Regions from separate parts of the Homo sapiens genome. Here region 1 is linked to region 2. A link is an interaction called in ENCODE POLR2A ChIA-PET data of the cell type or tissue named here. Cell type or tissue: PC-9. All regions are shown on one strand. Links, peaks and the distances in the headings refer to the core of each region. The heading gives the core; the rest is flanking DNA. Region 1 overlaps NPIPB2 (nuclear pore complex interacting protein family member B2). Region 2 overlaps SNX29 (sorting nexin 29).

Evidence for each region. ChIA-PET counts read pairs that join two places held together with the same protein. Peaks named below come from ENCODE experiments on the same cell type or tissue, not always from the same donor. Only the 100,000 strongest peaks of a DNase experiment are listed, where the experiment ranks them.
Region 1: POLR2A ChIA-PET joins it to region 2 with 12 read pairs; 6 of 35 experiments call an interaction of 5 or more read pairs at or near these places.

Annotation. Positions count from the first base shown.
Region 1 is chr16:11,917,663-11,932,912 of GRCh38, reverse strand. It overlaps NPIPB2 (nuclear pore complex interacting protein family member B2), which reads left to right. Exons shown (of 8, transcript NM_001396485.1): 5 at 2,362-2,463; 6 at 3,468-3,528; 7 at 3,638-3,673; 8 at 5,034-5,540. The coding sequence ends at 5,540. Among named protein-coding and RNA genes, the nearest start is that of GSPT1, 9.3 kb to the right of the region's middle. RefSeq lists an enhancer at 15,017-15,250. In PC-9, for the core only: no CTCF peak of the experiment used is centred there; no DNase peak of the experiment used is centred there.
Region 2 is chr16:12,017,508-12,032,757 of GRCh38, reverse strand. It overlaps SNX29 (sorting nexin 29), which reads right to left. Exons shown (of 21, transcript NM_032167.5): 4 at 5,314-5,438. Among named protein-coding and RNA genes, the nearest start is that of SNX29, 48 kb to the right of the region's middle. RefSeq lists an enhancer at 5,287-5,356. In PC-9, for the core only: no CTCF peak of the experiment used is centred there; DNase peaks (open chromatin) are centred at 5,467 and 8,117; H3K4me3 peaks cover 1,046 bases; H3K27ac peaks cover 4,514 bases.

The DNA of each region.
Region 1 (15,250 bases), core at 3,117-11,116, 98 kb after region 2:
AATCTTGGCTCACTGCAACCTCTGCCTCCCAATTTGAAGCAATTCTGCCTCAGCTTCCTGAGTAGCTTGGATTACAGGTGTGTGCCACCACATTTGGCCAATTTTTTTTTTTTTTTTTTTTTTTTTTTTTTTTTTTTGAGACAGAGTCTCACTCTGTCACCCAGGCTAGAGTGCAGTGGCATGATCTTGGCTCACTGCAACCTCCACCTCCCAGGTTCAAGCGATTCTTATCCCACAGCCTCTTGAGTAGCTGGGACTACAGGCATATGCCACCATGCCCGGATAATTTTTGTATTTTTAGTAGAGGCGGGGTTTCACCATATTGGCCAAGCTGGTCTAGAACTCCTGACATCATGATCCGCACACCTCGGCCTCCCAATGTGCTGAGATTACAGGCATGAGCCACCGTTCCCAGCCCAATTTTTGCATTTTTAGTAGAGACAGGGGTTCACCATGTTGGCCAGGCTAGTCTTGAACTCCTGACCTCAGGTGATCTGCCTACCTCAGCCTCCCAGTGTGAGCCACCGCACCCAGCCTGGATTGTTGAATTCAATGCTTGGGTCACCTCCAGATTCATTTTCACAGTCTTTCATGTTTTGGTCATATTACATTGTATTTTGCTGCCATATGACTGATCTTTTTTTGTTAAATGTGAGATACTTGTTAAAAAATATTTAGCAATGAATTGAGGCCTAGTAGCATGTTATCTTGCTGCAGAAGAGATGGGAGTCTACTTCTGGGGGATGGTCAGGGGTCCTCCATACAGGCTGCAATTGAGGTCGTCGGTGCAGGCTCAGTCCCTACAAAGGCCAGGGTATTTCCTGTCCACCTCTATTCTGATGCATGACTCTTCTGGGTCTCAACCAGAGCCAGTGGACTTCAGTATGGGTCGCTTTCATTGGCAGACCCTCAATCCACTTGTTTTCCATCTAATCCCACGCATGTGTGCAAAAGCTGCTGTGCTTCTTTGCATCTCAGTAGTTCCTTCTGGAATTCAGCAATGAAACTCAGGGAAATGGGTTCCAAATGCGAAGCTGACTTTCGTCCTGGGTTTCCTTCTTCTCCATCTTCACCTCTTGTCTGTTTACTGCCATGTTAGCAATTTGATGTATTCAATCATGGGTTTTATATTCTGTTTGGTGTCCCCCATTGTTCTCATCGGAGATCAGAAGCTTCAGATGCACTTATGTCAACTCAAGAGTAGAATGCTTCCTTAGCTTCCCTCCAGAGTCAGGTTTTGTGTTTCTAGTTCCCAAGTGCACAGCAGGAGTAGTGATGTCCTCACTGGCTTCTCATTTGCATTAAGCTGTGAGCTTCTTTAGCGTGGGGACAGGACCCTGCTCCCATTGCATTCTCAGCACCTCACCACACACACCTTGTTTGAGGCCACTCCAGACAGCATGTGCTGAAGGATGCCTTGTGGTCAGAAACAAGTTCATTAACTTTCTCTTTGAAGTGTTTTCGCCCCTGTTTCCTAGCGTTCTGGGAATTTTACACATCCTTCCTATAAAACCAAGTATCAGGTGAGATCCTTAGGATCAGGACCATGAATCAAGTGGTGTGAGGGCAACACAGCAAACTTACCCTTTTTAGGCCGTTTCCTTTTTCTGCCCTCAATCTCTGTGAACTGAACCTTGTTAAAGTCAGTCAACACCAGGGTGGATGGTTTGCCGTTGTCACCTATTTTCAGGACATAACACCCTGACTTAGGAGCCATTCCGATCATTTCTAATTCAATAGATGCGCCCAGCATTCAGATTGCCTTTTCTCTCAACCAGGATCTTTAAAGTCGATGACAAAAGTTCCAGTCCTGAATCATGGCAAAGTGCAGTAGTGAACTGCGGGGTTATTCTGGAAGGATCTCTCTATGGCTGATGGTCTCAGTTCCGGCATCAGCCTCTGACTGAGAATCAGGTCTCACACAGGAGGAGTCAGATGAGGAGCAATCCTCTGCTTCCGATGGAGTTAGTTGTGATGAATTGGTGAGGTCTGGTTTTTCACACTGAACTAAAATGAGCTTTCGCTGTGTCAAGCACAAGACTGACCCCAGAGACACACATAGTGCACCTCATAGAAGCTTTTAATAGTCTTTATATTTACTAAAGAATAGGACTAACTATGGAACTATGAAGATGAGCTGGAAATGACAGGTGACTTGCCAGCAGGCCAGAGTGTGACTTTTTTTTGTCCCTCAATGGGAGGTGTCAATTCTCCCTTCGGTTGTGAGAATCAGTTGGTTCATTTGTGGGAAGGTTGCAGGGGGGATCTTTGAATCACAGCCTTCAGATGCCAGAAGGGCAGAGGGAATCCCACACGGGCTGGTGGATCATGTGTGTGCATTTCTCTCCCTTCTAATCTGAGGAAACTAAGCGTGAAAGAATGTGAGCATGCAGAAAAGGAGAGGCAGGTGTCAGAGGCAGAGGAAAATGGGAAATTGGATATGAAAGAAATACACACCTACATGTGAGTTCAGAAACTGAACCCCACCCTCTTGGGAAACGCCCATTGGAGTGTTGTTTTTAACCTTTGTACAATGTTTAGACCCAGTAAATGCAGAAATAGAAACAAATGGTCAGAAGACATATCGTGAGAGAGAGAGAGAGTTCACAAAACAGAAAACAAAGTACCTTAATATTTACCAGTGACCAAAAGATGTGAAGTAGCAAAACGGCTCCTGACCCCATTGCCAGCTAGACTGTGTGGAAACTCGGTTCATACCAGCCATTCTAGGGGTGGGGTGAGTTGTTGTCATCCTTAGGAAAGTGTGTTGTTGTAGGATCAACCACATCCTTCAAAAGGACTATGCCTGTTTATAAGCCCAGCTGTTTCTGCCCTGTGAAACACGGTAAAGATATTAATACAAAGAGAATACAGCTTTATGATAAAAGATGCTCAATGAAGGATGAATTAGGGATGTACTGAGAATGGGGAAGGAAACTATCATCTCAGAAGTCAGCAGGCAGTAAGCAAGAGGAGGAATCAATACAGCAACAGTTTGGATCAGACTGTACAGTTTTTTGTTTTTGTTTTTCTGAGATGGAGTCTTGCTGTGTCACCCAGGCTGGAGTGCAATGACGTGATCTTGGCTCACTGCAACCTCCGCCTCCCAGGTTCAAGTGATTCCCCTGCCTCAGCCTCCCGAGTAGCTGGGATTACAGGTGCCTGCCACCACGCCTGGCTAATTTTTTGTATTTTTAGTAGAGACGGGGTTTCACCGTATTAGCCAGGATGGTCTCAATCTCCTGACCTCGTGATCCATCCGCCCCGCCCTCCCAGAGTGCTGGGATTACAGGCGTCAGCCACCGTGACCGGCTCAGACTGTACTCTTATAGCCATCTGAAATACGTTTTCTAGGTAGAGATAGATTGTGTAAGGGTACAGTTGTGAGGATAACAGAAACATGGCAGATTATTTAAAATCATCCTGAAAGTGGTGCTTTATCTGATGAAAGTGATTGTAATCCATAGGAAAATGTTTCAACGTGCGCAAGAGTTGCGGCGGCGGGCAGAGGACTACCACAAATGCAAAGTAAGGAGCTTCCTCCCTGCAGTTGCAGGATAGTTCAGTGCTGATGCAGATGATGCCACGGCCCTTAGACTCTCTCAACATTCAATTTCTCATGTGTTGGCTTTTTCAGATCCCCCCTTCTGCAAGAAAGGCTCTTTGCAACTGGGTAAGTTTGCTTGTTTTCCTTGCTTTTGGACATAGTCTGCCAGGTCAGGACATGGATACATTTTTCTCCCTACAGCTCTGTGCTCAAGCCCTGCAGAGGGAGATGGCAGAGAGAAAGGCTGCCTACAAGCATCACAGTCCCATCCCTGTTGGTAACCGTGTTGCGCAAAAACACCTTCATCCCCACCCAGTGGGGCCCCTGATCTAATATTCTAAGTGTCAGAGGTTCCGTATTTGTAATAGCAGATGGGCCCTGACTGTAAACTAGTGAAGAGTGAATGTAACTTATTACCCACAGGGACAATTCCAAATGAAGGCCTTAAATGATGCTCAGCTAAGCTGGTTCTTGTGTGGCCTCTGTACCTTCAAAAGCTGCCGAGTCCTATGATTACACGTGATGGGACTTGTACACTTGAAGTGAAACACAGTTTTAAAACTTGCTTTGTTTAGAATTCCCACCTCATTTTTCCATGGACAAAAGTATTCTTTATGTCCTAGTGCACTTACAATTTGGTATTACCTGGGAGTGAAAAGAAATATTACAGCCATGCCTAACTGACTTCTTGAGGTGAGATTGTTCTGTCAGAAAACCCTCTCCCAGTTCCCCTGCAGCTCTTCAGGAATCCACATCTCTCCAGAGCTCTTTGTTCTCATGGGTGGCACCTCCAGAGTGAAGAAGATCCTTTGTCAAGAAGGGAAACAGAGGGGAAATGAGAGGGTCCTGCAGGCAGAGCTGGAATCAACTTCCACTCTGCCTCTTGCAAGCTGTGTGACCCTGGGCACAATTTCTCCTTCCTCTGGAAACCTCTGTTTTCTTAGATTTGGAGCAGGGTGGTCACACTGACCTTGCAGAGTTCTGAGAATCAGAGACAGAACATAAAAGGCCTGGAAAACATTCTCCAAAAAGAAGCTGCAACATGTGTGGACAATGGGCTTTTCATGCCTCTCTTACTGTCTCTTACTGTCTGTTGACCTGGTGCAAGAAACATGCTCTGGTGATGGCTGTGAGGGAGGAATGAGGATAGACATAGACACTCCTGTGTCTCAAACATGCTTCTTTATTACTCTGTTATGACTCTGTCTTCCCTGGGGCAGGACCCCAGCCTGCCTACATTTGCAGACAGACACAGTGGCATGTGGAGACAACAGTGTGTCCCAGTGACTTTTCTTTACCCTCCAGCTGTTGGCAGTACTCAGTGGAAGGGTGATATTATGACACTGATACTGCTATTTTGAAACCTGGAGGATGGAAAGGTGCAAAAATCTATCACCAGCAACAGAAGGTGCAGACTGTGTTGGTGGCGGTAATTTTGTCCATCAAATGAATATGTGTGAAAACATTCCCTCCTTTGGCCCTACAGGTCAGAATGGCGGCAGCGGAGCATCGTCATTCTTCAGGATTGCCCTACTGGCCCTACCTCACAGCTGAAACTTTAAAAAACAGGATGGGCCACCAGCCACCTCCTCCAACTCAACAACATTCTATAACTGATAACTCCCTGAGCCTCAAGACACCTCCCGAGTGTCTGCTCACTCCCCTTCCACCCTCAGCGGATGATAATCTCAAGACACCTCCCGAGTGTCTGCTCACTCCCCTTCCACCCTCAGCTCCACCCTCAGCGGATGATAATCTCAAGACACCTCCCTTAGCTACTCAGGAGGCTGAGGCAGAAAAACCACCCAAACCCAAGAGGTGGAGAGCGGCTGAGATGGAATCACCACCCGAACCCAAGAGGCGGAGGGCCGCTGAGGTGGAATCACCACCCGAACCCAAGAGGCGGAGGGCCGCTGAGGTGGAACCATCATCACCCGAGCCCAAGAGGCGGAGGTTGAGTAAGCTGAGAACAGGCCATTGCACTCAAGCCTGAGCAATAAGAATAAAACTGAGTAGAACAAAATAAAAAAATCAAAAAACAAAACAAAACCCACACTCCAAAAACAAACTAACAAAGAATAAATAAATAATATAAAAATAAAATAAATACTGCAGTCCTTATGTTATTGCTTTGTTTTGATATCTGGTATGATTGCCTGAGGGACCTGAGGTTGTTAATCATAGGGGGTTTTTTTAATCTTTAGAAGTGGTTGGTTATGTAAAATATTATTTTTTTTTTTTTTTTTGAGACTGGATTTTGCTGTGTCACCCAGGCTGGAGTGCAGTGGCTCGATCACAGCTCACTGCAGCCTCAACCTCCTGGGCTTTAAGCAATCCTCCTGCCTCAGCCTCCCAAGTAGCTGGGATCACAGATGTGTGCCACCACGCCTGGCCAATGTTAAAAAATCCTTTAACTTTTTTGTAGAGATGCACTCCTGGACTCAAGCGATCCTCCTACTTGTCCCGACCACCAGCCCCTTTCTGATAAACATTTACACTGTTTATTATCTGATGCCATTTCTATCTTCTTCCTTGTCGTCCAGACATCAAAGAATTAGGTTTCTTCAGGGTTTTCTTTTTCAAGTGCTCAGTGTTAAAGATCACTCACATTAGGGCCAGACACCACGGCTCATGCCTGTAATCCCAGCACTTTGGGAGGCCGAGGCGGGCAGAGCACTTGAGGTGGGGAGTTTGAGACCAGCCCGGCCAACTTGGTGAAACCCCACCTCTACTGAAAAAATACAAAAATTAGCTGGGCGTGATGGTGCATGCCTGTAGTCCTAGCCACTTGGGAGGCTGAGGCATGAGAATCGCTTGAACCCAGGAGGCAGAGGTTGTAGTGAGCCAAGATCACATCAGCACACTCTAGCCTGGGTGACAGAGCGAGACTGACTCAAAAAATAAATAAAATAAATATCACTTACATTAGATATACCCAAGGGGTGGTCTATGGAGACTTGGAGGCAGTGGTTATTGCAACAGGGGCACGGAAGTCATCTGGCTATGCCAGGGTGCCCAGGGGATACTCGGGGTGGGTGGCATGGTGCTGCTGGGGACTCACCGCACAGGACGCTCTGATTGACGCACTGCCAGGAGTAGCGCTCTGTCTTGGGGCTGCAGCCGGCCTCCTCAGCTCGAGTGTAACAACAGTCGTGGCCATGGCAGCACCTGCGGATGTCACATGGGCAGGACAGCAGGTGGGTGAAGCTCTCTCCTGGCCCTCCTCTCTTGCCAGGACCATGGGTGACTGAAGACCCCCAGGGAGGCACAGCATCCTCTTATCTAAGTTTTTTTTTTTTTTTTTTTAAGAGACAGGGTCTTTCTCTGTCGCCCAGGCTGTACTGCAGAGGCACAATCATAGCTCACGGCAGCCTTGAACTCCTGGGCTCAAGCGATCCTCCCACTTCAGTGTCCCAAGTAGCTGAGACTACAGGCACACGCCAGCATGCCCGGCTGGTTTTTTAATTTGTATTTCCTTTGAGACAGCATATCTCTCTGTTGCTCAGGCTGGAGTGCAATGGCTCAATCAGCTCACTTTAGCCTTGAACTCCTGGGCTCAAGTGATACTGCCACCTCAACCTCCCAAGTCTGCTACTACAGGAACACAAACTCCTTTTTTAAATTTTTTGTGGATATGGGGTCTCACTATGTTGCCTAGGCTGGTCTCGAACTCCCAGGCTCAAGCAGTCCTCCTACCTCAGCCTCCCCAAATGCTGGGATTACAGGTGGGAGCTACTGTACACCTGGCCTTATCTAAGCTGTTTCCCTGAAAATCCCCGTCTTGGGTAATGATTCCATTGGCCCCACCATGCCCTGTCCTGCCTTCCTGGCTGTGCCCAAGCTTGGTCCCTGCCTGCCTGCCTGCCTCCCTCTCTGGGTCTCGAGCTCCTGTGACACATGACTCCTCTCTCTTCCTGGAGTGATCCAAGCCCTGCCACTTCCTGACTTTGCCCACACTGTACCCTCTGCCTGGGGCAACTTCATGTCTGCCCATTGTCCCTTAGGCCTCAGCCCAGGCACAAGCCCCTGCCTCCGGAGGTCATCCAGGCCTCACCAGGCTACACCCTCTCGTAAAATTGGATTCCCTCCCTTCATGGCAGGTTTATAATGAAATCCTCCTCAGAGGCCAGGTGCGGTGACACCCATCTGTAATCCCAGCACTTTGGGAGGCTGAGGTGGGAGGATCACTTGAGGCCAGGGGGTCGAGACCAGCCTGGGCAACATAAGAGAGACTCTTGTCTCTATAACAAATTTAAAAATTAGCTCACCAGGCCAGGCTCAGTGGCTCATGCCTGTAATCCCAACACTTTGAGAGGCCGAGGCAGGTGGATCACGAGGTCAGGAGTTCGAGAGCAGCCTGACCAACATGGCGAAACCCTGTCTCTACTAAAAATACAAAATTAGCCAGGCATGGTGGCACACACCTCTAATCCCAGCTACTCGGGAGGCTGAGGCAGGAGAATCGCTTGAACCCAGGAGGTGGAGGTTGCGGTGAGCCAAGATCACGCCATTGCAGTCCAGCCTGAGCAACAGAGCAAGACTCTCTCTCGAGACAATAAAAACACACAAAAAATTAACTCGCCATGATGGCACATGCCTATAGTCCTAGCTACTTGGGAGGCTGAGGTGGGAGGATCACTTGAGGCCAGGGGGTCGAGACCAGCCTGGGCAACATAAGGAGACTCTTGTCTCTCTTGTCTCTATAACAAATATAAAAATTGGCTCACCAGACCAGGCTCAGTGGTTCATGCCTGTAATCCCAACACTTTGAGAGGCCGAGGCAGGCAGATCACCTGAGGTCAGGAGTTCGAGACCAGCCTGGTCAACATGGTGAAACCCCATCTCTACTAAAAGTACAAAAATGAGCCGGGCTTGGTGGCGTGCACCTGTAATGCCAGCTACTCAGGAGGCTGAGACAGGAGAATCACTTGAACCCGGGAGGTGGAGGTTGCAGTGAGCTGAGATTGTGCCACTGCACTCCAGCCTGGGCGACAGAGTGAGACGCCATCTCAAAAGAAAAAAGATTGTTTTATTTCTCATTTATTTATTTAAATAAAAAAATTGTTTATTTAAAACATGAAAGAAGGTGTTGAGGCATTGGCAATTGGCAATCGGCCAGGCGCAGTGGCTCACGCCTGTAATCCCAGTACTTTGGGAAGCTAGGGTGGGCGGATGGCTTGACCTAGGAGTTAGAGATCAGCGAACATGGCAAAATCCCATCTCTACAAAAAATACAAAAAAACTAGCCAGGTGTGGTAGCTCGTGCCTGTAATCCCAGCTACTCGGGGGGCTGAAGTGGGAGGATTGCTTGAGCTTAGGAGGTGGAGGTTGCAGTGAGTCAAGTTCATGCCACTGCACTGCAGCCTGCATGACAGAGCAGCACCCTGTTTCAGAAAAAGAAAAAAAAAAGGCAATCTTGAGATTCCAGGTAAGTTTGTGAGTGATGGTGATTCTTTTTACTGTTCTATATTTATACTGTTGTATATTTATAAAATTGTATATATATATTTTTTTTTTGAGATGGAGTCTCACTCTATTGCCCAGGCTGGAGTGCAGTGATGCAATCTTGGCTCACTGCAACCTCCACCTCCCAGGTTCAAGCGATTCTCCCGCCTCAGCCTCCCTAGTAGCTGGGGCTACAGGTGCGTGCCACCACACCCGGCTAATTTTTTGTATTTTTTTGGTAGAGACGGGGTTTCACTGTGTTAGCCAGGATGGTCTCGATCTCCTGACCTCGTGATCTGCCTGCCTCAGCCTCCCAAAGTGCTGGGATTACAGGCGTGAGCCACTGCTCCCGGACAAAATTATATTTTTTATTTTTTAATTTATCTTTTGTAGAGACAGGGTTTTGCTATATTGCCCAGGCTGGTCTTGAACTCCTGGCCTCAAGCACTCCTCCTGCCTCAGTTTCCCAGAGTGTTGCAATTACAGGCATGAGCCACCATACCCAGCCTTAAATTCTCAAAGCTGAAAAAAATTCCCCCTTTCCCAACTGTACTCCTGCCCCAAACAAATTGAATCAAGGAAGACAGAAAAAATATTTTGGTAAAGACTTGGGAACCCAGGCTGAAGTCTGAAAGTCTGAATAATTTCACATGGGATCTTTTTTTTTTTTTTTTTTCTGAGACAGGGTCTTGCTCTGTCATCCAAGCTAGAGTGCAGTGGTATGAACAGGGCTGCTGCAGCCTCAGCCTCCTGTACTCAAGCGATCCTCCCACCTCCGCCTCCTGAGTAGTTGGGACTACGGGCATAAGCCGTTGCACCCTGCGTTAACTTTTTACTTTGAAATAATTACAGACTCACGAAAAGTTGCAGAAATGGTAGAGAGGTCCCAAGTACCCTTCACCTAGCTTCTCCCAACAGTAAAATCTACCATAACTATAGTACACTATCAAAATTCAGGACATTGACATTAAGACAGCACAACTAACTAGACTACACACTTTACTGTGATCTCACTTGTTTAACCTTTTATTTTTGACTTCTTTAAGTTACAAAAGCAATTTGTCCATCAACGGATAAACAAATTGTGGTAAAATCCATACAATAAAATATTAGTCAGCCATTAAAAGGGAGTAAGTGGCCGGGCGGGGTGGCTCACACCTGTAATCCCAACACTCTGGGAGGCCAAGGCAGGCAGATCACAAGGTCAGGAGTTCGAGACCAGCCTGGCCAACATAGGGAAACCCCCTCTCTACTAAAAATACAAAAATTAGCCAGGTATGGTGGCTCATGCCTGTAGTCCCAGCTACTCGGGAGGCTGAGGCAGGAGAATCTCTTGAATCCGGGAAGCAGAGGTTGTGGTGAGCCAAGGTCGCACCACTGCACAGCAGCCTGGGCGACAGAGCGAGACTCTGTTTCAAAAAAAAAAAAATGGGATGAAGTACTGATGCCTGCTTCAACATGGATGAACCTTGAAAACATTATGCTAAGTGAAAGAAGCCTGCCAAAAAAGGTCATAGTGCTATTGTGATATAGTAAGAGATATATACTTGGGCTCTGCCCCCAGTTTCTGGCACAGAGGTTCTAAAACTCTTGACATTTCCTGAGCAATAGAGGTGCTAGGTGCATCATTTGTTCTAATATTTGGTATTTGACCCGGGTTCCTGACACAGAGCTCCTAATCCCTTGGCATTTCCTAGGTGAAAGGAGTGTCTTTTGTTCTAATCATACAACTCTTTTTTTGTGTGTGTGTGATGTAGTCTCACTCTTGTTGCCCAGGCTGGAGTGCAGTGGCACGATCTCGGCTCACTGCAACCTCCACCTCCCGGGTTCAAGTGATTCTCCTGCCTCAGCCTCCCAAGTAGCTGGGATTACAGGTAGGTGCCACTATGCCCCGCTGATTTTTTTTTTTTTTTTTTTTTTGAGACAGGGTCTCACTCTGTCGCCCAGGCTGGAGTGCAGTGGAATGATCTTGGCTCACTGCAACCTCCACCTCCCAGGTTCAAGTGATTCTTGTGCCTCAACCTCCTGAGTAGCTGGGGTTACAGGTGTGCATCACCATGGCTGTCTAATTTTTTTGTATTTTTAGTAGAGACAGGGTTTCACCATGTTGGCCAGGCTGGTCTCAGACTGCTGACCTCAAGTGATCCGCCCGCCTCGGCCTCCCGAAGTGCTGGGATTACAGGTGAGAGCCACTGTGCCCGGCCTAATTTTTGTACTTTTAGGAGAGACGGGGTTTCACCATGTTGGCCAGGCTGGTCTCGAACTCCCGACCTCAGGTGATCCCCTCTCCTCAACCTTCCAAAGCGCTGGGATTACAGGCATGAGCCACAGCGCCCAGCTGGCTATTATATCTTTAACACATCTCCAAGCTTTCCTCATCCGCATTTTGAACAGGGAGGGCTTCAGCAGGTAATAGCATCTGGCCTACATGTATTTTGTTTCTTTTGTATATGTTTTGTTTTGGTTTTTGTTTCTGTTTTTTTTTTTTTTTTTTTTTTTTTTTGACACGAAATCTCACTCTGTTACTCAGGCTGGAGCGCTGTGGGGTGATGTCAACTTACTGCAAACTCCATCTCCCAGGTTCAAGCGATTCTCCTGCCTCAGCCTTCCAAGTAGCTGGGATTACAGGCGTGTGCCACCACGCCCAGCTAATTTTTGTATTTTTAGTAGAGACAGGGTTTTGCCATGTTGACCAGGCTGTTCTCGAACTCCTGACCTCAGGTGATCTGCCTGCCTCGGCCTCCCAAAGTGCTGGGCATCAGCCACCGCACCCTGCCTAATGATGCAACTCTTGATGGGCTCCTAGAAGACGACTGGTCACCAGAAAGGCCAAGTCATGATTAGAAGCTTGGAACTTTTAGCCCCACATCCAACCTCTCGGTGGGCAGAGGGGCTGAAGGTTGAGTTAATCAGCAACGGGCAATGATACAATCAGTCATGGCTATGTAGGGAAGCCTCCATAGAAACCCAGAAGGACAGGGTTCAGAGAGCTTCTGGGTTGCTGAACACGTGGAGGACCCTTGAGGATGGCACACCTGGAGACAGAATAGGAACTGTATGCCCCTTCCCAGCCCTGTGCATCTCTTCCACGTGGCTGTTCCTCTGTATCCTTTGTAATGTCCTTTATGGGTAACTGTAAGTAAAGTGTTTCCTTGAGTTCTTTTTTTTGAGACGGAGTCTTGCTCTGTTGCCCAGGCTAGAGTGTGGTGGAGCACTTGGCTCACTACAACCTCTGCCTCCCATGTTCGAGCGATTCTCCTGCCTTCAGCTTCCTGAGTAGCTGGGAATACAGGCACCCACCACCACAACCGGCTAATTTTTGTATTTTTTTGGTAGAGACAGGGTTTCACCATGTTGGCCAGGCTGGTCTCAAACTCCTGACCTCAGGTGATTCGCCTGCCTCGGCCTCCCAAAGTGCTGGGATTACAGGCATGAGCCACCGTGTTTGCCCTGTTTCCTTGAGTTCTGTGAGCCACTCTGGCAAATTCCCTGAACCCATGGAGGGGGTCATGGGAACCCCCAATTCATAGCCAGTTGGTCAGAAGCACAGGTCACAATGTGGAACCTGTTATTGGCATTGGAAGTGGGGGCAGTCTTGTGGGACTGATCCCTTAACTTGTGGGATCTGTCCTAACTCTGGTTAATGTCAGAATTGAGTGAAATGATTGCTTATCCTGTTGGTGTCTGTTGAAGAATTGGTTGGTGGTGGGTAGAAACTCCCTCACTTACTGGTGGAGTACAACTGGCCCTTAAACAATGTGAGCCTGAACTGCGAGGGTCCCACTTACACATGGATTTTTTTTTTCAATCAAATGAGGATCAAAAAGACGGGATTCTCAGGATGCAGGAACTCAAGTGTAGGGAGGGCTGACCTTTCATACACACAGTATAGATTGTGGGATTTTAGTATGGTTGGATTTTTGTATCTGAAGGGCTCCTGGAACTAATCCCCTTCCTCTACCCAGAGAGGACTGTACTCTGTGTTGAGCGGTGACTTGTGTGTGAGAGTAGGAAAAACTCTGATTTTTCCTAAGTTTTCTAAATTATTAGTCCTGGGGTGGGGTGTGGTGGCTCATGCCTGTAATCCTAGCACGTTGGGAGGCTGAGGCAGGAGGATCACTTGAGGTCAGTAGTTCCAGATCAGCCTGGGCAATATGGTGAAACCCTGTCTCTACTAAAAATAGAAAAATTACCAGGGGGTTGGGGAGGGGGGGTGGCGGGCACCTATAATCCCAGCTACTCAGGAGGCTGAGGCAGGAGAATTGCTTGAACTTGGGAGGTAGAGGTTGCAGTGCGTGAAGATTGCTCCACTGCACTCCAGCCTGGGCAACAGAGCAAGACTCCATCTCAAAAAATAAAATTAAATTAAATTAAAATAGCTAAGTGCGGTGGCTCACATCTGTAATCCTAGCACTTTAGGAGCCCAAGGCAGGCAGATCACTTGAGATCAGGAGTTTGAAACCAGCCTGGCCAACAAGGTGAAACCCTGTCTCTACTAAAAAAAAATACAGGCCAGGCGTGGTGGCTCACGCCTGTAATCCCAACAGTTTGGGAGGCCAAGGAGGGCAGATCACAAGGTCAAGAAATTGAGACCATCCTGGCCAACATGGTGAAACCCCGTCTCTGTTAAAAATACAAAAATTAGCTGGGCGTGGTGGTGCACACCTGTAATCCCAGCTACTCAGGAGGCTGAGGTGGGAGAATCGCTTGAACCTGGGAGGTGGAAGTTGCAGTGAGCTGAGATCATACCACTGCACTCTAGCCTGGGCGACAGAGCGAGACTCTGTCTCAAGAGTCTCAAGTTATTTAAAAAATAAATAAATAAATAAAATTATTAGCCCTATGTGTCAGCAGTCTTAAATGAGTATCAAAGGACAGTATCATCCCAGCTAAATTGATTAAGCACCTTTTATACACCGGGCATTACACTAGGCAGTGGAAATGTAAAGAAGATTAAGGTAAGACCCTGCCCTCAAGTCGCACAACTTACACACAACTTAGCACAACTAACAAGAAAGACTTTTCCCTTTTCCGCTGGAGCTCTGTTTGGCAGGTCAAAGCTTTGGAAAACCAATGGAGTGGATTTTTTCCTGAATATCCATAATTATCCTATTCAGAGACAAGGAAATTAATGACATCAACTGCTTTTCTAAGCAGCAGTCTGAGCAGTTTCTGCCTTTGTCCCTAGAAAAAGTACCAGGCAGAAGGAAACTCTGCTAATTCAATTAGATGTGAAGAACTAACCTATGAGAAAGTGATCATTCAGTGCTGTAGGAGTGCTACATGGAGGAGAGTAGTATTCAAAGACAAAATGCTTAGAGAAGGATGTGTAGTTCATTATTTGAGTCAGCTGATTGTGTTGACATTTTCTTAGGGGTGGGTGGGTGGGGAGTGAAAATCTGGAAAGAGAAGGCATTTCATTTAGAACACATTGTATTTTTTCTTGTGAATATAAGATGAAAATCTTTTATTCAATAGCAATACAGGTCTCGCATAAATGAAGTTCTAATTTTCATAACAGTTGTTAAGTTCTCTGTAAATCTGACAGTCACTTAATACCAACTTTAAAATGGACATTGTTAAGTATGATTCAGTGAGGTCTTCAGGTATAATAATAGGCTATAACCAAAACTTCCTATTAAGCAGAGGCAAACTCTGCCGGGTGTGGTGGCTCACACCGATAAGCCCAGCACTTTGGGAAGCTGAGGCAGGTGGATCGCTTTTTTTGTTTGTTTTTTGAGACAGAGTCTCGCTTTGTCGCTCAAGCTGGAGTGCAGTGGCGCGATCTCGGCTCACTGCAGGCTCCGCCTCCTGGTTTCACGCCATTCTCCTGCCTCAGCCTCCTGAGTAGCTGGCAATACAGACGCCCGCACACCACGCCCGGCTAATTTTTTGTATTTTCAGTAGAGACAGGGTTTCACCGTGTTAGCCAGGATGGTCTCAATCTCCTGATCTCGTGATCCGCCCACCTTGGCCTCCCAAAGTGCTGGGATTACAGGCGTGAGCCACCGCGCCCGGCCTAACTTGTATTTTTAGTAGAGACGGGGGTTCCACCACGTTGGCCAGGCTGGTCTCGAACTCCTGACCTCACGTGATCCATCTGCCTCGGCCTCCCAAATTGCTGAGATTACAGGTGTGAGCCACTGCGCCTGGCCGGTATGTGTTTTTTTAATCCCTAAAGCTTGGTAGTTTAATATTAAATTCAAATTACTGTAGCCTAGGACTCTTTTGAAAAATACTTGACAGCTTCGTTTTTGA
Region 2 (15,250 bases), core at 4,958-12,957:
GAAAACCCTCTGATGGTTTCTAAAAAATAATTAAACATAGAATTATCATATGATCCAACATTGTCCTTCTGGGTGTATGCCCCAAAAGAACTAAAAGTGGAAAAAACAAGTATTTGTATCTTCATATTCACAGCAGTACCATTCACAATAGCCCATAAGTGGAAGACACCCAACTGTCATGGGAATAAACAAAATATGGGCTCTACATACCCTCAAAAATATTGTTCAGCCTTTAAAAAGAAGAAAATTCTGGGCCAGGCGCGGTTGCTCATGCCTGTAATCACAGCACTTTGGGAGGCCGAGGTGGGTGGATCACAAGGTCAGGGGTTCGAGACCAGCCTGGCCAACATAGTGAAACCACGTATCTACTAAAAATACAAAAATTAGCCGGGCATGGTGGCATGTGCCTATAATCTCAGCTACTTGGGAGGCTGAGGCAGGAGAATCGCTTGAACCCAGGAGGCGGAGGTTGTGGTGAGCTGAGATAGCGCTACTTACTGTACTCCAGCAAACTGGGCAACAGAGCAAGGCTCCATCAAAAAAAAAAAAAAAAAGAAGAAGAAGAAGAAGGAAATTCTGACACATACTACAACACGGACGATCCTTGAAGATGTTATGCTAAATAAAGCCAGACAAAAAAGAACAAATATTGCATGATTCCATTGGTACAAGGAACCTAAAGTAGTAGAATGCACTGAGGCAGAAAGTAGAATGCTGGCTGCCAGGGACAGGGGTGTGGAGGGAGTGAGTGTTAGTGTTTAACAAGTACACAGTTTTGGTTTGTAAAAATGGAAAGGTTCTGAGATGAATGGTGGTAATGATTACTGTATGACATGTGAATGTACATTAAGTACACTTACACTGAATTGTACACTTCAAATGGCTGAAATGGTAAATTTCATTATGTATATTTTACCAATTTTTTTTTTGTTCGTTTTGCTTTGTTTTGTTTTGAGATGGAGTCTCACTCTGTTGCCCAGGCTGGAGTGCAGTGGCGCGATCTCGGCTCACTGCAAGCTCCGCCTCCCGGGTTCACACCATTCTCCTGCCTCAGCCTCCCAAGTAGCTGGGACTATAGGCACCTGCCACCACGCCTGGCTAATTTTTTGTATTTTTAGTAGAAATGGGTTTCACCGTGTTAGCTAGGATGGTCTCGATTTCCTGACCTCATGATCCGCCCGCCTCAGCCTCCCAAAGTGCTGGGATTACAGGCATGAGCCACCACGCCCGGCCATATTTTTTTTTTAAGAGAGAATAGAAGTTTCGCCAGTAGGAGCTTGGGTGAGAGCTGGGGAAGGAAGGAAGGTAGCAGAAGGGAAAGAACTGCCAGACTTGAAGAGTTTCAAGACAACAGAAACTAGGAGAGCTGTTCAAAATACAGGATTGGGCCAGGAACAGTGGCTAACGCCTGTAATCCCAGCACTTTGGGAGGCTGAGGCAGGTGGATCACATGAGGCCAGGAGTTCGAGACCAGCCTAGCCAACATGAGGAAACCCCATCTCTACCAAAAATACAAAAATTAGGCAGCGTGGTGGTACACACCTGTAGTGCCAGCTACTCAGGAGGCCAAGACACGAGAATCACCTGAACCCAGAAGGCAGAGGCTGCAGTGAGCCGAGATCGCACCACTGCACTCTAGCCTGGGCGACAGAGCAAGACATTGTCTCAGAAAAAAAAAAAATACAGAACTGAATCATCTAAATTACTGAGAGGCACCAAGCAAAGCACAGGCAGCGGCACTGAAGGCCCTGCCCCACACAGGATCTGGCATTAGTGCTTCAGCTGCTGAATTATGGAGAGGTCTCAAGAGTCCCAAGGCAGGGGCGTGGCAGGAGGGGAGCTTGTGGGACTCAGGCCATCATTTATTTGCAAACTGGATGAAAGAGTTGTGATGTCAGACCTGCCGCTGCCTGTCAGCCCTGGCATACAGCACGGCATAAGAGGTAGAACAGAGACAGATACAGCCAGTAGGGAAGAGAGCCCAAGAAGCCAGATCACGCACTGGATACTTTGTCCCGATTCTACAAGAGACCCACAGAAGAGCTTTAAGTTAGTGGGGTTACGGGGAATAAGTGGGGGAGTGGGATGGTCATTAAAGAAGACCACTCCATGATGTGCAAAGTGGGTCAGAGCTGATCAAGACTGAAGGCAGGAAAACACAAGTCGGGGAGAAAGAAGAGAATTCACTGAGGATGGAGGAACCGCGAGTGGCTCAGGGACCCATGTGAGAGACAGAAAACAATGCTCTTTGTGGGACTGGTTTTGGGGCAGAGAAGAGGGAGAAGGAGAAGGCTGGGAGGAAGCCCAAGAGCTGTCCAGGGGACCTGGGTAAAAGGCAGAGCCATTTACTAAGCAAGAAACACAGGAACACATATGGATGAAGATCAGAATTCAGTTTTGGAGACTGACAAGCCCGTGCTGTACGCCAAATAGAGACATTCATGAGACAGAGTTCAAGGAAGTGCTCTGGGCTGCGGGTATGACTAAGAATAACAGGCACATACAGAGCAACTTCACCAAGGAATCCAAACAGTATGCATAGAAACAAGAGCCAACAATGAATCCAAGGATGAATAATATTTGAGGGTATGGAAGTGATATGCCAACAAGGATCAGAAAAGAAGAAGAAAGTGTGCCAAGAGGCTATGGCATCGCAGAAAGCAAGGGAAGGCAGTGTTTCAAAGTCAGATCCTCATTGCCCAAGGCTGCCGAACAGACAGGGAAGATTAGACTTCAATTTTACAGGCAGCTCAGCAACAGTAACTGTGTCTCTGGTATATTCTGAATGGCCCCGATCACCTTGTAATTGACTGCCAACCTATAACCTGACGATGATATATCAGTGATTAAAAGAACATCAAATTCCAGCCAGGCGTGGTGGCTCATGCCTGTAATCCCAGCACTTTGGGAGGTCGAGGCGGGCAGATTACCTGAAGTCAGGAGTTCGAGACCAGCCTGGCCAACATGGTGAAACTCCATCTCTACTAAAAATACAAAAATTAGCCAGACATGGTGGCACACACCTATAGTCCCAGCTACTCAGGTGGCTGAGGCTGGAGAATCACTTGCACCTGGGAGGCAGAGGTTGCAGTGAGCTGAGATCATGCCACTGCACTCCAGACTGGGCAACAGAGTGAGGCTCCATCTAAAAAAAAAAAAAAAAATCAAATTCCAAGGTCATGCCATCAAATGCATCAAACGCCAATAACGGCAGTGGTTCTTTCTCCTTTCCCAAGTGGAATGGAAAATAATTCATTTCTCCATACTGTATTCTGTACTGGCTACTTGGGTTTCCAGTGGCTACAAAGACAGCAAGCCAAGTCTGTGTAGAGCTCTGGGTCACTTTTCATTAATTTTTGCTTTGTTCCTCAAAAATTAATCACTTTCCCTGTAGCAAGCTGGAGTGATCCTGGTATATGGTACCTCAGGAACCATGAAATACAGTACTGCACGCAATGAATAATGCCCTTCCTTCCAACCAAGATGTATTTGTTTAGTGAACATAATTTTATTGAACAACTGTGTGTTTATTGAACAACTCATTTCTACAAATGAGTAACTGGTGAAATAAACAAGAAACAAAGATCTAGGAGCCTCTCTGAACTTACCCTAGCCCCGGGAGACTGCCCAAAGAAAGAAAAAAAAAAAAAGCAAACATCTGTTGAAAGTGATTACACATTCTAGGCATGTATCAAAATATCACAAGTACCAAGGCCAGGCGCAGTGGCTTACACGTATAATCCCAGCACTCTGGAAGGCCGAAGTGAGCAGATCACAAGGTCAGGAGTTCGAGACCAGCCTGGCCAACATGGTGAAACCTGTCTCTACTAAAAATACAAAAACTAGCCAGGCATGGTGGTGGGCACCTGTAATCCCAGCTACTCGGGAGGCTCAGGCAGGAGAATCGCCTGAACCCAGGAAGCGGAGGTTGCATTGAGCCAAGACGGTGCCATTGCACTCCAGCCTGGGCGACAAGAGCAAGACTCCATCTCAATAAAAAATAAAAAATCACAGGTACCCCATACATATGTACAAATATTATGTACCAATAAAATAATTTTAATAATAATTTTTTTAAAAAAAAGAACTGTTGGAGCCAGGCACAGTGTCTCACATTTGTAATCCCAGCTAGTTGGCAGGCTGAGGTGGGAAGATCACTTGAGCCTAGGAGTTTGAGACCAGCCTGGCCAACAGAACAAGATCTCTGTCTCTATAAAAGTTTAAAAACCAGCCGGGCATGGTGGTGCAAGCCTGCAATCCTAGCTATTTCAGAGGCTCAGGCAAGGGGATCACTTGAGCCTAGTAGTTCCAGGCTTTGGTGAGCCATGATCACACCACTGCACTTCAGCCTGGGCAACAGAGCAAGACCCCAACTCTAAAAAATAAATAAGTAAATAAATAAAAAGATCTATTGAAGGGTTGAGAAAAAAGAAAGGATGATACAGCAACATGAAGGAGAGGGAAAGACTAAGGATTATGTTAGCAGAGAATTTCCACACACCGCCACCAAATGCAACAAGGTCCAACTTTTGGCTGTGAAAGGGGAACCAGCCAAAGACAGCACATTTTACTCAGCAACGACACTGACATAGTGATAAGAAAGATTCCGGGATTCCCAGCAGCAGCCGTGGTCAGGGCTGGAACTGAAAGCTCAGGGGAGGAGGAGACCACAGGACATTTGTTACATGACATGATCCACTTCAAGGTTCAGCTCCAAAGCAGATCACTATGAACAGTTTCCTCATCTGTACAGTGGCAGTAATAACAGTCCCTACTACTCACAGGGCTATCGAACTGAATGAGTTAATTTACATCAAAGTGCAAGTCTTGCACTAAGTACTAAGCATTAATAGTTATTATTTAGCATTATGCTTGTCACTCACATGGAAATGTTTTTCCAACATTAAATTGGATGATAACAGAACCTCTGGGGTTTCTGTTGCTGGTATGGAAGACATTAATTATGAAATGCCATGCTATCCTCAGGCATCAAATTAAAACAGATTATTAATTTCCCAGCAACTGGCACGCCACAGTGGTGAAATAAACCAGTGTGCTACAGGTCCCCGAACCCAGAGGAGACTGTACCATGTGGCTCTGAGAATTCTGCACAAAAGATGACTTCATTTAAATTAAGATGCCAGACAACACCATTACGTTTTGACTACTATTAAGACATGGATTTCTGTGCCCATACACCACCCCACCAAGTCCCACGCGATCACTGCCCTGCCCACTATTAAAAAATAAATAAAAAGAAAAAGAGCAGAAGGAAGACAAGCTCCTCCAAGCTACAGCCAGGCAGAGCAGTACCTGTTTCGGTTTTGCTGGCAAAGCCCGCTGCCTGCTTGATCGCTGCCGCTGTGAGTGCCAATCCTCGACTCCTCTTCAAGCCATGCTGCAGGACGGCTTCAAACTGGGCACACAGACAGGTGACCCTGTGAGAAAACCAATGACTCATCAGTCCCCCCAGAAAAGGGAGTAGCAACTAGGGCGGCCCCAGCATCTCCAGGAAGTGAGTAAGCCGCCAGGTGTAAACCTCAGCGTGAAGGCAGACAGGAGACACCTGGATGTGCAGGCTTGGTAACTGACCTGCGCCACTCCACACACCTCCCGTGTTGATGTTCATTTCACAGAGCTCAGGATGCCCAGCACAGTCTACCCATATGCATCAGACTGGCACAGTAACAATTCACAAGGAACATGGGAACAGGGACGGGTGCCAGCTGGCGGGGGTGCAGAGGGGGGAAAAGTTAAAAACCAATCAGTTCAGTGTGGGGAGCGGTTGGATGTTAATTGCATCCAATTCACAAGTTTTAACTCTAATTCATATTACATGTAGTTTAAGGAACAAGATTATGTTTTTGGAGACTGAATTCACCAGGCTGCCAAATTGGAAACATTGTGTAATTTCATGGCCTGTTACATGCTCTAAAAAGAATATATGAATTCTGATTCTCATTCTTTATATAAGAGATTACATGCTCTAAAGAGATTATATGAGATTACATGCTCTAAAAATAATAATAATATGAATTCTGATTCTTGTTCTTTATTCTGTTGTAAGAGAATACATTGTGAACTCAGATTGTGAGTTGATGGAATTTTCAATTAAGTTACAATTACTGTGCATTTAATTGAATTTGTTTCTCAATAACCAAAGAAATAGGAGATTCAGGAACAAAGAGATGAGGTCACAGCAACTGCACTTGATCTTAGCAATCTTCTCAGGGCTCCTGAGCCTCTGCCCAACTGGGTCTGTGGACTTCTGAGCCCTTTCCATTCATTCATACAACAAAAGTTAAGAAATTCTGAATGTCTCCCACATGCCAGGCACTGTTCTAGGCTCTGAGGAGATGACAGTGAGAGTGAGACAGGCACGGTTTCTGCCTCACTCATGTGCATGTTTCTAGCAAAGGGAGGTACACAAATAAGTTAACCAGACCATTTCAGTTAATCAGAACTTAGAAGAAAATAAGACAGGATGAGATGGCAGGTGGCGATGGGGCAAGGACAGGCTTAGATTCTGTGGGCTGAATGAAGGTGGCCTTGGAATTACGAGCTGGATATGACAAGGGCAGCAGGCTGGAAAGACAGGCCCAGTGCAAAGGCCTTGAGGCCACCACCATCCGGCTCAGCCTTGCCTGGCCTCGGGCATTTGCTGCTCCACCCATCCCGACACCCATGGTAACAATACTCCAGGTGTTTATCACTCTGTGGGTAGTAAAATATTTTCATACCCATTATTTTACTCTTCTCATCAACACTTTAATATAGATGAGGCACGTACTATTATCTCCATTTTACACTTGAAGAAGCTGAGGCTGACATTTACGTGACCTCCTGAAAACTGCATAAAAAGCAGTGACATCTGTACCTGAACTCCATCCTCGCAAGCTGATCCAATGTAGTTTCCTCCATCCCCCATATCATCACGAAAAACATCCTTTATTCTAAGATAAAAGTCCTCTGGCTACCTTACTCAATCTTTACTCGTCATTCTGTCTACACTACACACCCCTAACACAGCATCAGCAAATCCACAGCATTCATGCCTTTCCACTGTATTCGGTGCCCATGACAGACATCACTAATCGATCCCAGCATTGTAGGCCACCACTGGCAAATGACCAAAGCTGGCCCTGCACAGAAGGGAGCCTATTAGGCATCACAAATCTAATACTTCCCCTCAACCATACTGCTTGGTTTTCACCTTCTATCTTATCTTTGCTGGATTCCTGGCACCTAGCTCAGCACCTGGTATATAATGTGTGTTCCACAAATCTTTTTCCAGTGGGTAGGTAAATCAATGATTAACCTTGAACCAGAGATCCCAGAATACTCCCCCACATTGAAACAAACCTCTTTGCTGGGCAGATATCACTCTTAATTATTATAGATGTGCATACGTTAGTCTCTGTACACACAGGCACTTTTTTTTTTTTTTTTTTTTTTGAGATGGAGTTTTGCTCTTGTTGCCCAGGCTGGAGTGCAATGGCACAATCTCGGCTCACTGCAACGTCCACCTCCCAGGTCCAAGCGATTCTCCTGCCTCAGCCTCCCATGTAGCTGGGAATACAGGCGCCTGCCACCATGCCTGGCTAATGTTTGTATTTTTAGTAGAGATGGGGTTTCACCATGTCGGCCAGGCTGGTCTCCAACTCCTGAACTCAGGTGATCTGCCCGCCTTGGCCTCCCAAAGTGCTGGGATTACAGGAATGAACCATTGCACCCAGCCTCATAAGCACATATTTTAAGGCTTCCTGAAAGCTGGGACGTCCACCAAAACTCTCTAAATACCACAGAAACCAAAACCATGGCACATAGCAACAATGACCTAGATCAGGGGTCTGTCTCAGAGAGAAAAAAACAAAAACAAAAACAAAAAAACTCTGGGGTATGTTGAGAGTTCTCTGTAATTAACCAAAGCCTCTATCTTTAAAAGAATCTTCTGCAAATACAGCAATCAACTCAACAATTGCTATTAGTTTGCTTGGTTCCAATGCACAAGTCAATAACTGCCCAGCCAGCTCTAGATAAAACCAGGGCCCTAAGAGGAATGGAATGCAGGCGAACTGCACAAATCCAGTCCCCAAGGTTTGGGTTACATCATCAGTACTGTGTCACAGAGGCACACAGGTCACAACTAACCTAACACTGCACGAATACCCAGGTGGATGCTAGTCTTTTAATTAGATCACTATGATGCCTTCCTCGCCAAAGGCCGTTCTACTTAACACCCTCCCCATATGCCCTTTCCACCTCCAGTTTGGATCTGAGCACGTATCTACTGGTCATTCAAGGCAGATCTCGACTGGGTGCGGTGGCTCACACTTATAATCTCAGCACTTTGGCAGGCCAAGGCGGGTGGATCACCTGGGGTCAGGAGTTCAAGACCAGCCTGGCCAACATGGTGAAACCCCATTTCTACTAAAAAAATATATATATAAAATGAGCTGGGTGTGGCGGCACATGCTTATAATCCCAGCTACTCTGGAGGCTGAGGCAGGAGCATCACATGAATCCGGGAGGCGGAGGTTGCCGTGAGCCGAGATCGTGCCATTATATTCCTGCCTGGGCAACAAGAGCGAAACTCAGTCTCAAAAGAAAAAAAAAAAAAAAGACTTAGCTCACGTATTCCCTCCTCCAGGAAGCCTTCCTGAATGTTTCCTCATTCTGAGCTTCTTTGTACTGCAGCGCTCGCCACTCTCTGTTAATGGTCTGATTTCCAGGGCTGCCTGCTCTTGCTAACTGTGAGCTCCCGTGCACTTAGCACCATGCCTGGTTGCTACAGAGAATGTGACCGACATGGTCTCTCCAGTCAGGGAACTCAAGATCATGAACCTGATGTACATTTTGGTGGGAGATGCATCTCAGGAGATTTCGTATAAACGGTCATTTGAATCCAGGTGAGTTAAAACTAGTGAATCAAGTAGAGCACACCTGTCCAAGCACAGGAATCTACTCTTTAGCTTCTGGTGGACACATCTTGGAAGCACTATGTCATACACGAGGTCACACTAAGGCTTTCCACTGCTTCCCATCTTATATGGGAAGTTAATTAAGTTAATGAACCATCTTATATGGGAAGCAGTAGATGATAATTCCCACGAAATGAAAGGAGCACTAGCTTTAGTAGAGTTCTTTCTTTTCTTTTCTTTTCTTTTCTTTTTTTTTTTTGAGACAGGGTCTTGCTCTGTTACCCAGGCTGGAGTGCGGTGGTGTGATCATAGCTCACTGCAGCCTCAATCTCCCAGGCTCAAACGATCCTCCCACCTCAGCCTACCAAGTAACTGAGACTACAGGCATGCACTACCATGCGCAGCTACTTTTTTTTTTTTTTTTTTTTTGAGACAGAGTCTCACTTTGTTGAGAGGGCTGGGGGGTTCCCAGAATACTCTCTACTGCAGACACTCTGGCTTCACTGGAGAGGTCAGCTGCCTCCTTGCCATTTTATCACACCAAACTTCCATTCCAAGTTAATGAACTAGGAATATTATTTTAAATAAGTGGGTCACTTAACAACAGTGAATATTTTAATTTTTTAAAAAGCACCAGTCAGGTGGGGTGCAGTAGCTCACACCTATAATACCAGCACTTTGGGAGGCCAAGGCAGGTAGATCACTTGAGGTCAGGAGTTCGAGACCAGCCTGGCCAACAGGGTGAAATCTCAACTCTACTAAAAACAGAAAAATTCACTGGGCGTTACAGCAGGCACCTGTAATTCCAGCTACTGGGAAGGCTGGAGCAGGAGAATTCCTTGGACCCAGGGGGCATAGGTTGCAGTGAGCTGAGATCACATCACTGCACTCCAGCTTGGGCAACAGAGAGAGACTTGGTCTCAAAAAAAAAAAAAAAAAAAGGAATAAGGTACTGATCCATGCTACAACATGGAAGAACATTGAAAATACTATGCTAGAGGAAGGAAGCCACATCCAAAACACCACACACTGTATGATTCCATGAAACGGCTAAGAAGGGTAAATACAGACAGTCCTTAACATAACCATGGTTCAATTTATGACTTTTTGACTCTACAATAGGATTATCAGGACATAACCCCATCATAAGTCAAGGAACATTTGGATATAGAAACAGAAAGTCATTTAATCAGTGGTTCTCTAAGGCTGGAGTTGAAATTAGGGATTAAGTGTTAACTAGCACAAGGGAATTTGGGGGGATAATGGAAATGCTCTAAAACTGAATTGTGATCGATGGTTACACAACACTATAAATTTATTAAAAAGCACAAAAATTGGCTGGGCGTTGTGGCTCATGCCTGTAATCCCAACACTTTGGGAGGCTGAGGTGGGCAGATCACCTGAGGTCAGGAGTTCAAGACCAACCTGGCCAACATGGCAAAACTCCATTTCTACTAAAAATACAAAAATTAGCTGGGTGTGGTGGCAGGCTCCTGTAATCCCAGCTACTCCAGAGGCTGAGGCTGGAGAATCGCTTGAACCCGGGAGGCGGAGGTCGCAGTGAGCTGAGATTGTGCCACTGTACTCCAGCCTGAGCAACAAGAGCGAAACTCTGCCTCAAAGAAAAAAAAAAAGCACAAAAATCACTGAATTGAAAAAAAAAAATCACTGAATTGTATACTTACAATTTTAACGGTATATAAACTAGACCTCAATAAAGCTGTTTAAAAAAAAAAAAAAAAAAACTTCCCCCCAGGTGCTCAGTAAAAGTCTGATAAAGCAGCAAAAGAGTTGTGAATGGAAAATGAAGTAACTTCCTCCTGCTGCATTTGAAACTGTCCACCAAGACCAGCAGACCTGGACACTGCACCAGCTCAACTAGTTTTCTGTGAAGATTCAGCAAGCATTTGTTTTCATGAGCTTTGTCCTATCTTTTTTTTTTTTTTGAGATGGAGCCTCGCTCTGTTCCCCAGGCTGGAGTGCAGTGACGTGATCTCGGCTCACTGTAACCTCTGCCACCCACGTTCGAGATTATCCTGCCTCAAGCCTCTGGAGTAGCTGGGATTACAGCCACGGGCCACCACGTCCGGCCATTTTTTGTGTGTATTTTTAGTAGAGCCAGGGTTTCACCATGTTGGCCAGGCTGATCTCAAACTGCTGACCTCAAGTGATCCGCCTACCTTGGCCCCCCAAAGTGCTAGGATTACAGAAGTGAGACACCAAGCCCAGCCTGTCCTATATTTCAAGACTGCTTAATCTGCACACGAATCTATTAAAAGATTCCTAAGAATCCTATACTTTTGCATGGCAATCATTAAAACAACAGGATCAGCCATGAATGCTGCATTTTTATAAACTGCATCAAATTAACCTTGTGACAGAAAGACCTATTTACTTGATTTTTTTTTTTTGAGTCAGAGTCTCGCTCTGTTGCCCAAAATGGAGTGCAGTGGCGCGATCTCCGCTCACTGCAACCTCTGTCTCCTGGGTTCAAGCAATTGTCCTGCCTCAGCCTCCCAAGGAGCTGGGATTACAGGTGTGCACCACCATGCCCAGCTAATATTTTTATATTTTTTGTAGAGATGGGGTTTCACTGTGTTGGCCAGGCTGGTCTCGAACTCCTGAATTGTGATCCGCCTGCCTCAGCCTCCCAAAGTGCTGGGATTCCAGGCATGAACCACCACAACCGGCAATTCTTTTACTATGTTACAGCTTTACTGGAGCCTTTTTGAGAAAACCAACTACAATCATGAAAATGGACTGGATTATCGTCATTTGTAAAATTCCAATGTTAGCTGGAATGGAGTCTGCTGTACCAGTGAAAATCAGTCAATCAACAGTATGAGCCATATCTCAGATTTAAGACAGTAAGAACAAGGCCATTACATGACAATCATTTGAAATGGGCCATGAGGCTGGGCTCAGTGGCTCACGCCTGTAATCCCAGCACTTTGGGAGGCCGAGATGGGAGGATCACCTGAGGTCAGGAGTTCCAGACCAGCCTGGCCAACATGGCAAAACCCCATCTCTACTAAAAATACAAAAATTAGCTGAGCATGGTGGCGAGTGCCTGTAATCCCAGCTACTCAGGTGGCTGAGACAGGAGAATCGCTTGAACCCAGGAGGGGGAGGTTGCAGTGAGCCGAGATGGCACCACTGCACTCCAGCCTGGGGGACAGAGCGAGACTCCATCTCAAAAAAAAAAAAAAATGAGCCATGAGCTATATTTATGTTTAATTAATTTTCAAAAAGGTTCACATGCTTAATCCATGAATTTCAGGAGCAGAAATCAATCCTAGACTATAATCTACAAATCAGATAAAAATCTAAGAACAGGTGGGGCGCAGTTGCTCACACCTGCAATCCCAGCAATTTGGGAGGCCGAGGTGGGCAGATCACTTGAGGCCAGGAGTTTGAAACCAGCCTGGGCAACAAAGCAAAACCTCATCTCTATTCTAAAAAATAAATAAATAAATAATTTTTTTAAAGCGTTAAGATTACAGGCACAGTGGCCTGAAACCCTATCTCTACAAAAAATAAAAAAATTAGCCCTGGGTGTGGTTGCGCATGCCTGTAGTCCCAGCTACTCAGGAAGCTGAGACAGAAGGGTTGCTTGAGCCCAGGAAGCGGAGGCTACAGTGAGCCGGGATCGCACCACTGCACTTTAGCATGGGTGACAGAACAAGACCTTGTCTTAAAAAAAAAAAAAGTTTAGAAACTGCCTAAATATTTAACACTTGGGGAACTGGTTAGATAAACAATAGCTATTTAGGTCTTTAAAATATTTACCAAGAGCTTATACTGATAAGTCAATATCTTTATAACATAAGATGAAAAATAAGCAGGATAGGTAACTGTATGTTAAGTATGGTCTCAGTTATGCTTGAAAAATACAATACAGGCCAGGTGCAGTGGCTCATGCCTGTAATCCCAGTGCTTTGGGAGGCCAAGGCAGGCAGATCACCTGAGGTCAGGAGTTTGAGACCAGCCTGGCTAAAATGGTGAAATCCCGTTTCTACTAAAAATACAAAAAAAAGTCGGGTGTGGTGGTACGTGCCTGTAATCCCAGCTACTTGGGAGGCTGAGCCAAGAGAATCGCTTGAACCCGGGAGGCAGAGGTTTGCAGTGAGCCAAGATCACGCCACTGCACTCCAGCTTGGGCAACAAGAGCAAAACTCCGTCTCAAAAAAAAAAAAAAATTATATATCTATATCTATCTATCTATCTATCTATCTATCTATCTATATATATATATTTACATATATAACAATTCCAAAGGGAATTATGTAAAAAAATTAAGAGCCACTTGGTGAAAGATTTACTGGTCATAGTTGCCAGGCGCGGTGGCTCACTCTTGTAATCCCAGCACTTTGGGAGGCCGAGGCGGGCAGATCACGAGGTCAAGAGATCAAGACCATTCTGGCTAACACAGTGAAACCCTGTCTCCACTAAAAATACAAAAAAGTAGCCGGGCATGGTGGCGGGCCTGTAGTCCCAGCTACTCGGGAGGCTGAAGCAGGAGAATGGCGTGAACCTGGGAGGCGGAGCTTGCCGTGAGCCGAGATAGTGCCACTGCACTCCAGCCTGGGTGACAGAGCGAGACTCCATCGCAAAAAAACAAAAAGCATTACTGGTCATGGTTTTCTTGCTTTCATACTTTTCTGAACCTAACTCATTTGCTAAAACAAGCATTTAAAAAAGTATTCGGGCTTCAAGAACCAGAAATATTATTGCCTTGAACTACAGATAAGGAATGAAGAAATATGGTTTAAAGGTTATGGTGAGGAAAAATCATGCAATTATTTAAAATGCTTATAGAAAACTTGGATATAGCATTTTTTAAAAGGTTAGATTGTAATATTAAATAAAAAAAAACAGATCTACAAAAAGATTTAAATCTTTCTAACCCACAAATGTAAAAACACTGCAATAAAAGATAATATACCCCAGGCCGGGCTCAGTGGCTCACACCTGTAATCCCAGCTCTTACGGAGGCATCGGCAGGAGAACAGCTTGAGCCCAGGAGTTCGAGACCTGCATGGGCAATATCGCGAGACCGCATTCTCCACAAAAAGGAAAAAAAAAAAAAAGACAAAAAAAAGTGTAAAAGATAATATACCCCACAAATTTGCACAAAGAAAAACAAAGACACCATAACATTAAAAGTTGACTTTAGGTAGACAAAACTAGAGGAGAGGAACTTGATGCATAACAGTAACAAAAATAAAATATATCTTTCTTTTTTTTTTTTCTTGAGACAGAGTCTCACTCTGTCACCCAGGCTGAAGTGCAGTGACACGATCTCGGCTCACTGCAACCTGCGCCTCCCAGGTTCAAGTGATTCTCCTGCTTCAGCCTCCCGAGTGGCTGGGATTACAGGTGCCCACCACCACGCCCGGCTGATTTTTTTTTTTTTAATTTTTAGTAGACATGGGGTTTTACCATCTTGGCCAGGGTGGTCTCAAACTCCTGACCTCGTGATCCACCTGCCTTGGCCTCCCAAAGTGCTAGGACTACAGGTGTGAACCACCACGCCCAGCCAAAATAAATCATTTTTAAAAATAAATAGGCAAGCCCTATATGAAGAAAAACATAAAATTTTGTTAAACGGCATAAAGATCAAACAGATAAAAAGAAACACCATTTTCCTGAATGGGAAGACTTATTAAACTCAAAACATCAATTTTTCCCAAATTAATGTACAAACTTAATACAATTCCAATAACAAATGCAGGAAGGACTTGGCACCCCTTGTTCTGGGGTACAGGCCAGGCGTGGTGGCAGGTACCTGTAATCCCAGCTACCTGGGAGGCTGAGGCAGGAGAATCACTTGAACCCGGGATGCTGGGGTTGCAGTGAGCCAAGATCGCGCCATTGCACTCCTGCCTGGGTGACGAGAGAGACTTCGTCTCAAAAAAAAGAACAAAACAAAAGAAAGCCCCCCCACCCAAAAAAAATCCTAATACATATGGAAGCATTTTATCTATAATAATGGTAGCACTTCAGTCAGATGGGCAGAATGGGCTGCTTAACCAATGTCGTTAACACAAAGGATCATGCAGCTGAAAAAAAAATAAGGATAAATTCCTGTCTCATAAGGATAAATTCCTAATGCAAACCACAGACAGAATGAAATTCCAGATGGGTCAAGATCAAAGAAAAATGTTAAGTGTAAAAAATGAAAACGTTTACAGTAAAAATAACTGAGAAAAATACTGAAGAATCTGAGGATAAGATGCAGTACTCGAAAACCAAAACATTTTAAGGTTCACAGAATTAATTACATAAAATTTGTAAATGTCTACATGGCAAAAAGATACCATAAATAC